Linked DNA regions of Homo sapiens: region 1 is linked to region 2. A link is a loop called in an ENCODE intact Hi-C map of the cell type or tissue named here. Cell type or tissue: dorsolateral prefrontal cortex. All regions are shown on one strand. Each heading gives the region's core, and the rest is flanking DNA. Links, peaks and the distances in the headings are about the cores only.

What was found. A loop is a pair of places that touch in the nucleus more often than their neighbours do. Peaks named below come from ENCODE experiments on the same cell type or tissue, not always from the same donor. Only the 100,000 strongest peaks of a DNase experiment are listed, where the experiment ranks them.
Region 1: it touches region 2 in a loop (3-fold over the local background); 1 of 110 quality-filtered maps calls a loop at or near these places.

The regions. Positions count from the first base shown.
Region 1 is chr13:26,811,801-26,817,179 of GRCh38, reverse strand. No RefSeq gene overlaps it. Among named protein-coding and RNA genes, the nearest start is that of GPR12, 54 kb to the right of the region's middle. In dorsolateral prefrontal cortex, for the core only: no CTCF peak of the experiment used is centred there; a DNase peak (open chromatin) is centred at 3,338.
Region 2 is chr13:26,870,975-26,876,353 of GRCh38, reverse strand. No RefSeq gene overlaps it. Among named protein-coding and RNA genes, the nearest start is that of GPR12, 110 kb to the right of the region's middle. In dorsolateral prefrontal cortex, for the core only: a CTCF peak has its summit at 3,288 (motif pointing right); a DNase peak (open chromatin) is centred at 3,283; H3K27me3 peaks cover 132 bases.

The sequences.
Region 1 (5,379 bases), core at 288-5,287, 59 kb after region 2:
TTGGGGGCAGCAATGGATGTTTTTATCCACCACTGTGTACCCAGCTTGTGGCACATGGCTCGGGCTCCGGAATGCGTGTCAGATGACACTGAACTGAAGGAATTCTTCACGATCACCCAGTGCAGCAGCCCAGGCCTACAGCAAGACTGCATTTGATCCTTCACTGCCTTTAAAAAATCTCACTGTGCCCTGCAGCCAGCATCATGGAGAAGCAGCCCCAAGACCCCCTGAAAAGTTAGTTCACCTTTCTCCTGAACCGTTTACCCTGACCCATGTCGCTCACCGACCTGCGATTTTCTATTGGGTCTCCCACCTTTTGACCGATCCCCCAATTAGCCTCCCAAAAAATGGACTTTGTTAAGGGTTGAATTGTGCTCCACTGCAACTTCATGTGATGAAGTCCTAACCCCAGTGCCTCAGCACGGGACCTTATTTGAAAGTAGGGTCGTTATATGTAATTAGTCAAGATGATGTCACACTGGAATAGGGTGGTCCCCAATCCAGAATGACTGTGTCCTTGTGAAAAGAACACCAGGTGAAGAACAGACACACAGAGCGCTGCATAAAGATTGGGGTTCTGCTGCCACAAACCAAGGAATTCCTGAAAGCCAGGAGAGAAGCCTGGAACAGGTCCTTCGCCAGTGCCCTCAGAGGTTGCATAACCCTGTGGACACCTTGATCGTGGACTTGGCTGCCAGAACAGTGAGACAGGACATTTCTGTTGTTTCAGCTGCTCCATTTGTGGCATTTTGTTGCGGCAGCCCCAGCCAGCTAGCACAGCTTGCTGACCGGGCCTTGCACTTCGCGCCCATCTTGCTGGCCACCCTCACTTTCGTCCCAGCCCTTCTGCCTCTGGCTACTCTGAGTGATCAGCTCACCTGGCCAGGCTGCCACACCCAGATGGTGTCCTGTCCCAGCAGCACTGACATAGAAATATAACAGAGCTGTTGTCCCACTGACAGAAATATAACAGAGCTGTTGTCCAGTTGCTACTTCTGTGTTTGATACCCGAGTGACCATTCCCCTCAGAGGTAACTTAGGGTGAGCAGGGGGTTGGGGTGTGGCTCCTCAGGGAGCATCTAGGGACCCCCCTTCCTGTGCTCCACCACTTGGAGTCCACTGGCTTTAATAATGGGGATCCATTATTAAACTCAGAGAAAAATGACTGACCCCAGTAGAAGCCTACAGCTTGTGACTGTGTTTATGGATCCACCTGGCATCCACACCTTCCCTTCCTTTTCTGACCCCGATTAGACTGCACAGCCCTCGACAGGCAGGAGCTGAGAGGAGATGCAGGAAGACCCTTTCTCCTGGGACACTTTGCTGCACGATAAGTTCACCAGGATTGACGTGCTCTTCCCTAGGCCTGTGATGACGAATGCTGCAGCCAAGAAAGACAGACATGCTGCAAGCATTCAGAAAATAGAGTGTCTCATTCTCTTCCAGCTCTGTGCTGCTGTTATTGTTGTTTAATCAACAACCACAGTTGTAAATCTGTGCCCCTGCAGCCCTGCAGTGCCCTCTCTGAGAAAGCCTCAAGACCTTGCTCCCAGTGGGAGTGCAAGACACGAACCAGTGCTCATGAATTCTTGATGAAAGACCAAAGGCCATGACCTAGTGGTCATCTTCTGATGGGCATTATTAGGAGGCTAAGAAAGAGGAGTAGCTGGTAAAGATGTACCTGACTTGTTAGCAGATTGTTTTTTGAAAGTGGAGAATTATTAGTTAGATAAGAAAGCACCAGAGCCAGACTCAATGCTGACTTTCATTCTGTGAGTGCTCCGGACACCCCCATCTGCAGGGTTCCACTTGGATGGTGCTGAAGGAACCCCGTGTGCCCTGCCCAGCAAGTGGACAGAGGAAAGGATGCATCTGACCCTTCACCACAACACCTCCACATCATCTCCAGGAAGAGAACACAAAACCCCAGGAAGCAGCCAAAGCAGCTTGGAGAATACAAGGATAAGAATGTAAGTAAAGATTGCAATTCACCTGAGAGGTGTGCAGCTGTGCTGAAATCAGTTACAACGAATGAAATCACAAGCAGGTGGGTGCCCACGGGCCTGACCACCAACCACCCAGCATATGCCCAGAGTTCTTGGACACAAAGGGTCTCTGCCCTCAGGAAGCTTCAAATGGGGCTGAGAAGATGGGCGTGTACATAGAGAGCAATTGGAGGGCAGGAGAAGACCGAGGGAAGGCGAGAATCCCAGCTGGATCTTCTCTTTGGGTTGGAATTTTAGGGGGCAGTGAGACAGGGAGAAAGGAAACTCCCACGGGAGCAGGGCCCCGGCCTCACGAGCCCCAGGAGCAGAGAGAAGCAGCCAGCAGGGTGCCTGGGTGTGGAGGTGAAAAGACGTGCACTTTGGCATCAACTAGACTCGCATGACCCTGGGCAGGTGACTTCACCTCACTATGCCCTGCAGTTTTCTGCGGTAAAAAGCAGGATAGTATCTACCTGTGGAAGCTTGATCTAATAACTAAAACAAAATCATATATGAACAGGGCCTAGAACATAATAGGCCCTCAACCAAGAATAGCTACTTATTTTTAGCAGAGACAGTGTTTCACCATGATGGCCAGGCTGGTCTCAAACTCCTGACCTCAAGTGATCCATCCCCCTCAGCCTCCCAAAGTGCTTGGATAACAGGCATGAGCCACTGCACCTGGCATACTAAAAATACAAAAATTAGCCAGGTGTGGTGGTGTGCACCTGTAATCCCAGCTACTAGGGAGGCTGAGGCACAAGAATCGCTTGAACCTGGGAGGCAGAAGTTGCAGTGAGTCGAGATCGTGCCATTGCACTCCAGCCTGGGTGACAAGAGCAAAACTCCGTTTAAAAAAAAAAGAAAAAAAGAAAAAGAATAGCTATTTATAAGAGAAGCTTAAAAAGCTTAAACTCTGCTTATCTGACAGACAATATGGGGGTGGTCTCTGTCTAAATGCCCTGCCCCACCGCCCCCTGAACTTGCACACCACCTGTACTTTCTAGAAGTGTGGCTTCAAGGAAATTCGCCAGGCAGAGGCCCGAGCATCCCCACAAGGATTAGATCACAGATGACACGGAGCAGGGCTTTCTGGGGCCCAATGCCTGCATCACACACTACAGAATAAAAGTTATTGCAGAGAGAGAGAGAGAGTGACGAATGGTCAAATCTCCTACCTGATTATTAGGTAAAGTGAAATTTAGAGAGGAAAGAGTTTGTAATCAGACGAAGCAGAGAAACTGACCAAGAAAATTGATTATGTCGCGAAATGTTTAACCTTACTGACACAGGGCTAGTTCCCTGCAGAATGCTATAAATCAACAGGGACGTGTGCCGGCTGAGCCGGCGTTGGCAACCTGGATTTGCCCAAGCAGGAGGCAGAGCTGGCTCTTGTGCAAGAAGAAACCTGCTCTTACTGGAGGAGACGGAAGAATGTAGTTCTTTTCCTTAACAGAATGCCAAAGCCCTGTACGTGTTCTATAAGAAAGAAAATCCACAAATTCAAATACCTTCTTGATTTACTTTAAAAAATATATCCTTTATTTATGAATATAATACAATAAGCAAAAATTCTACAGTTTCTTTGGAAATAAAAACCATTTATTAGCCATGACTTTTCCTGACCTGAAATTGCTGACAGCTCTTTGTTGGAAAGTAACATTTCATAAGATGCTGAGTGTGAAAGCATAACAGATGGTAAACAGGTTTCCTTCCAGTCCCAAGACATGACTATTATAAAAGGAATTGTGGAGCTTAATACTGTATTTAAAGCCAATTTTGAAAATTGACTAAGTCGGTTCTGTTTCTTCCATTATTAGTTAGACTTTTTTCCTCTCAAAAATATACTTTTTTTGTGGGCTTATTTCTAATTTTGACATTTGTCAAACTTGCAAATATAGATGAGAAAATAGGTAGCATTTCTAGATGAAGAAGTACAATACCATTAGAAATAAAATCTAAACTGGATCAGGCGTGGTGGCTCACACCTGTAATCTCAGTACTTTGGAAGGCTGAGGCAGGAGGATCACTTGAGGTCAGGAGTTCAAGATCAGCTTGGGCAACACAGCAAGACTGCCATCTCTACAAAAAAATTTTAAAATAATATTTAGCCAGGCATGATGGTGTGAACCTGTAAACCCAGCTACTTAGGAGGCTGAGGTGGGAGGATTGCTTGAGCCCAGGAGTTTAAGGCATCGTGAGCCAGGATCATGCTACTACAATCTAGCCTGGACAACACAGTCAGGCTCTGTCTCTAATAAATAAGTAAACAAATAAAATAAACAACAACAAAAAACTGACAGTTGCTGTAGACAATGAGCACCATGGGCCATTAGCAGGTCCCAGGAATGGGTCCATTTGGCCCCATCATCAAACTTTGGGCCTGTGCATGAGTCACTCAGCTTTACAGGTAAAGCCTCACCTGTAAATGGAGATTAAAATAGTAACACTTGCCTAGTATAATATGTGATCTACGACGTATTATAAACTCCCTACCTTTGTGTTTGTGGTTAGATGTTGTCTAAGAAGACAACTTACCAAGGCCTCACTGACCACGGGACAAGATTGGTTTCAGCTTCAGATCAGGAACTGGGTTTTGTTCAGTCTCTTAGGGCCACCTCCCACCAACCATGCTGAGAAGAACTGGAAGGGAGATCCTTAGAGAAATCACCTCCACGGGGCCCAAGAAGCTGACACCTCCATTTTATGTATTTTTCTTCTCGTAGTATGTCAGTCAATCAGGATTTAGTTGCAGAAGACAGATACCACCCTAGCTATTTCCAGGATATAAGGATTTAATACAAGGATTTACATTCTTACAAAACCTTTGGAAGGTCAGAGAGTCACCGCAATACCTCACCACGGGCTCATAGTTTCTGCTCTTAGAAGATTAATGGAAAGGACTCAGAATGTCTTTCTTTCTTTCTTTGGTACCTGCTCATGCTTGCTAAGACTTGGCTGTAAGTCTCAGGCCACCCCTTGACAGTCCCCTGAATGGTCCCCCTGAACAACCCTTGCTTTGGGACCCAGGACCATTCAGAGATGAAGTACCAGGCATCGAGCAGGAGGAGTGGGGTAATATCTGCACATTATTGCCACTGTATTTGGTCAATATAAGGGGGGGGGGTAAATCCCTTTCTTCATCTTGTCTTTATCTATTGGAGGCTTGCAACGTTCATCCACTTGCAATCAAAGAGAAACAAAGTCAGTTTTTGAGAGTGAAGGCAACCTCCACTTGGCAGCCCCTAGAACACCATACAGCAACCAAAATGGCAAATTCGTGACTCACTGTGAGAAGTAAGCCTGCCAGATGGACTGGAGTGTGCAGCCTGGGAAGAGGGGCCACGGTATTCTTTCCAACAGAGAGTCAGGTGCCACCCTCCGGACAGCACTG
Region 2 (5,379 bases), core at 279-5,278:
CAAATTGGCTCTATCCGGGCCGTGGGCAAAAATGAACTTATTGGATGGTTACAATATCATTTCCAATGTGCTTTAGTTTTATTACAAATCCTTCTCTTCTTGGAACTTCTTGTTGCTTCCATTTTGTGCTGTTTGAAATAATCTAGGAATGAATGTCTTTAGGATGTAGCTGTTTCTTCTTTTTGACTTTTTTCTTTTGCATAAGTTCCCAGATATGAGATGATTGAATGGAAGGCTTATGGCACTTGAAACTTACTGTCAGCTGAAGTTCAAATTGATGGTACTATTTTATACCATATGGTATTTTTGCCATGGGGTATTATCAACAAATATTATCTATTTTATATACAAAAACATGAGGTTGTATTAATTTCAGTTTATTTTATTTCTAGTGAGTGGAGTGTTAGTGTAAGGAACGGCTTTGCAGCTGAACAATTCTGCTGGAGCTCCAGGCCAGCTTGACACTGCACAGCCCCAGACACACGCACACATACATAGAAAGGGAAGCTTCTCTTGACCTTGTTTGCACTGTTACAACACACAATAGCTCAGGTACACAGCAACAACATCTGAGCACTCAGTGGATATTGTTTGGAGAAAGAAGTAATGGAACAAAATGTAAGAGACAGAAGATGCTGACTTGTCTTCTTCACTCAGGCTAAAGTTTTGCCATTTAATAATTCAACAGCAGTTGTGCAGATAGCTCTAGTTTCTATGAATTTCTTCAAAGTTCTTTGTAAATGCCATTTCTCAGTCTGAGAAAAATCTCTCTCTCTCTTTTTTTTTTTTTTTTTTTTTGACAGAGTCTCACTCTGTTGCCCAGGCTGGAGTGCAGTGATGCAATCTTGGCTCACTGCAAGCTCCGCCTCCCGGGTTCATGCCATTCTCCTGTCTCAGCCTCCCAAGTAGCTGGAATTACAGGTGCCCGCCACCATACCTGGCTAATTTTTTGTATTTTTAGTAGAGATGGGGTTTCACTGTGTTAGCCAGGATGGTCTTGATCTCCTGACCTTGTGATCTGCCTGCCTCGGCCTCCCAAAGTGCTGGGATTACAGGCGTGAGCCACTGCGCCCGTCCTGAGAAAAATCTCTTTTGAGGTATTAAGGCTTGATTATACGGTACCTTTTTTCTCTTCAAAACACTTTTTTTTTTTTTTTTTTTTTTTTTACAAAAAGGGAAATAGTAACTGTGTCAGGTGGTAGATATGTTAATTGGCTTGATGTGGTAATTATTTCACAATGTATATGGATACCAAAACATGAAGTTGTACACTTTTAATTTATACAATTCTTGTCAATTGTCTCTCAATATAGCTGGAAACAATTTTAAAAATGTTTTTCTAATTGTAAATTTAATTAAGACATGCAAATTGTAGAAAACCTGTAAAATACAGAAAAGTTTCAAAAGGAGACAAAAATAACTCATAATCTTACCACTTCAAAAAAGTCACCGTTAATATTTGATGTATTCCTTCTCCTCTTATTTTATACATCAAACAAAATTGCTATCATACTATCTGCATTTAGTTTTATACCCTGATATGATTTCACTCAACATTATATTGGGAGTGTTCTACCAGATCATTAGATATTCTCCAAAAATGATTTTTAAATATTTATATAAAATATATAATTGCAATTATTTGTATATGATACATAATTATAATTTTATAATATTTAGAAAATATTCTTAGTACAAATGTATCATCATTTATTTTACCATTTTCTTAGTGCTGGCCATCTGAAATGTTTCCAAATTTTCACTATTGTAAATAATAACACAATGAGCATTCTGGTCCATTTATTTGCAAATGCTCAATTTAACTAGCAGGACATGCAAATGTGTGTTTCAGGACAAGTACTCCACACTGGGCACCTTACACAATCAGGAGTTGGGAGCCTGGGTTCTGGTCCCACTTTGCTATTGTGTGACCCTGCAAATGGCTAGCATTTTGTAAGTCTAAGCTACAGCCATAATTTACCCTTTATGAACATTATTCTCCCTCATATCTCACAGCACTTTACAGTTTTTATTATTTTTGCCTCTACACGTGTCAAGTGAGAATATATCTGGGAATATTTAGTGATGATAATGAAGCAACCACTCTTATAAATCTTTACATGTGGAACTTCTAAGCTGTGCTCATTAGTAAGAACATTAGACTTAGATCACTGCTAGCAATTAACAGCAGACAACAATAATTAAGAAGCAGAACCATCTGAGATGAGATAGAGTATAATGCATGATGAGAGAGGGAGAAATGTATGGCAAGTTTGAAAGAGCAAATCCAGATTCTCTGGCTAAAAGTCTCTGCATTCAAGGGCGACTACAGCTAATACAGGGCAAAAGAAAATAAAAGCTAGAGTAATTGAGGCTGCCAGTGATCCCCTGGGGTCTAGTGAAAAGGCTATTATTAGACCTGCTTATTGTCATGCTTTAACACTCTCTCCAAAACTCTGGCCCAGAACTGCACCCACAAGGTGACTGGTGGTTTATTCCACAAAGCCCAGGGAAAGAATCTATGTCTCAATCACATTTTCTTCTTGGTTATGGAGAGATTTAAGTATAAGCAAAGAATGGAGCAGTTCCGTATGATCACTTTTGATAAACGGTGCTTTCCCCACCTTTGGTTTCATAGCCTAATGCCTGACAATCACCTTAAAGTCTTTTCTGGGCTAGCAAGATGCAAAGGGGTGAGGGGATTTGGTATTTAAGTGTCCTAGAGCCAACGGTGCTGCCTCCCAATTCCCTTCTCATTGAATCTAGTGGGATGATTCATCCGGCGGAGAGGCCCTATCACTCCAGGTAGTTTATGCTACTGCTGCAGTTCAGAAGACAGTAAATGGGCTGGTGGTTCACCGAGGGCCGCCTCCTCTGACTGAAGCTCCATCAGGACCACGCCAGGGAAAGTGAACTGCATGTCACTGTTGTCACACTTGGAAAGGGGCATCGCTTCTGCTATTCTACAGCACTTCTTGAGATATTGAAGTAAAAGTTTTAAAAGATTAAGAGAGACTGGGGCACGCGGAGAATCTTCTCCCCACGGTAGGGCTCTTTTCCATGCTGAGCTTGCGATGTGACTGCCAAACGCTTAAGTCCATTAAAGCAATAACCACCTGATTCCTTCTCATTAAAGGCATAGTGCTTTTCACCCAGAGATTTCCTCTTGTGGAAAAGGATTTCTGCCAAACAACGCTTTGCATGTAAAGTTTGCTTTGCAGAGACTTGGCTCTCAAGGCCGAATTGGGCAGCTCCCGGTGCTGAACACAGGCGTTGAGCCAACACCAGAGGGCGCCATTTCCCCTGCATCCCACGAGCAGCGGCTACTCAGGGTGGCGGATTCTGGCTTCTCTCTGGGTCCCAGGGTTTATGTCACGTAGGGCATGGCTTCATAGGAAAATGTTCTTAAGGTCAGCCAGGCAGGGAGATGAGCAACTCTGGGAGAAAGTAAAAAAGCAGAGCTGTTGGTGTTTTCCCATGCACGGTCACAACCTGTGCGCCCTGGGGGACAACGGAAGCCTGCAGAAGCTCAGCCCTCTCCACGCAAACCCAGGCCACAGATCAAAGAGGGAGCAGTGTGAGATCCCATCGCAGCCGAAGGAAACTGTCACCAGGACACTGGTCTCAATGCAAAACAGGCTTAGGCAGTGGTCAGAAGGCACACATGTGATTTTCTTTTTCACCGCTGGGCCATGCTGCTGTCTTCCTGCTCCTTTTCACCGGCCTCAGGAGGCCTGCCTTTCACCTGGGAATGGTGACTGTCCTGTGCACGTAGAGAGCGGCCGTCAGAGCTTTGGCAGGCGCGTTGGGAAGGCTTCTCGTTCATATGTTATAATATTGATACTAACAGCCAGAGCAATCAAACCCCTGCTGTGGGCTTGACATTCATTATCCCTCATACCCACAGCAAAGCTACAAGGAGGAATGAAGAAGCGGAGGCTCCAAGAGGCTGATGGCCTTGCCCAAAACTACACTGGAGTAAGTAGCAGAGACAGAAACGAACTCCCAGTCTACATGGCACTAAAGCCACGCACTTTCCACACCATATTGCATCCCAGTGATCAATCATTATGTGTTAAGGACAGCAAATGATTATCCATGCAATGAAAACTAGGAATAATTTTTTAAAATGATAAACCTCCCTGATTCACACTATTATGGATGTCCAGAAGAAAATAAACCTATTCACAAACCAGAGGCAATATCCGGCTAATGACCTTGAGTGAGGTCAGCACAATTACTAAACAATTTCACCAAAGAATGAGAATTGTTCCCCATGGTAAACAAGCCTGTGCTCAAGTTAGCAGGATACAGTTCCCTAGAGATTCCCCACTCCCAGCTATCCCTGGGGGCAAAGAAGGCTGTGTTGGTCCCTTATTTTCTCTCCCTTAAGGGCATAGTCTCAAAAGTGAGAACTAGAAATGTGGGAAGATCTACATTTGCAATATTACATTCTAAAAGGAAGTAGTAGCTCACTATTTTCCCAGCTTGAGATGTATATTTAATAAAAGGTTCACCACAGTCCGCATGTAGTACAGGTCAAACTTCTTCCTGAGAACCGATGAGCAAATCAGCTAATTAGTGTCCATTACAGGTGAGGGCTGCTGGCTGACTGCTGAGCAGATGTGGCCTTCTCCCCAGGGTCTGGGCTGCAGTAAGAAATAGCTCAGTCTTTCGAGCTGACTGCTGGGTTTAAATTCTGCCTCCATTTCCTTCCTAGAGATGAGGCTTTTGAGGGCTCACTAACTTCTCTGTGCCTCAGTTTTTTAATCTATAAAATGGAGATAATGGTCACACCCTCCCTTGAAGCTGTTGTGAGGATTAAATGATCAATGTATGAAAAGATCTTAGAACAGTCCTTGGCACATAGTCAGCTTTCTTTAAGGGTCAGCCATTCCATGAGGGTAGGGGTGAGATGCAACTAACAATGTTAATTTCAGACAGGTCTCTCCAAAATTAGGTAGGTCTTACAAATCATACCAAGGACATTTATTATCATTTCCAGCTGGCTGAAAGCAAGGCACTTCATCCATACAACAAATTTTTGAGCAGGGAGCTTAACTAAGATGTGTATAGACTGACACCTCCCACACACCCACCCTAAAGTTCTCAGAGAAAAAAATAAGTGAATAGACGTGTAACTACCAGAAACATTTATTTATCTGACACATATTTGTTGAGACAGGCACAGTTCTTGGCCCTGGAGACATAGTACTGAACAAAATCAAATTCCTGCCCTCAGGGAGCTCCCAGTCCAGCACAAGAGACTGACAATAAGCAAATAGACAAGATGAATATATAATGCCACCCAGAGGGATGGTAGGGATGTTACAGACACACAGCCAAGTAACTCTTCTCTGCAGAGAATGCTGTGAGGGA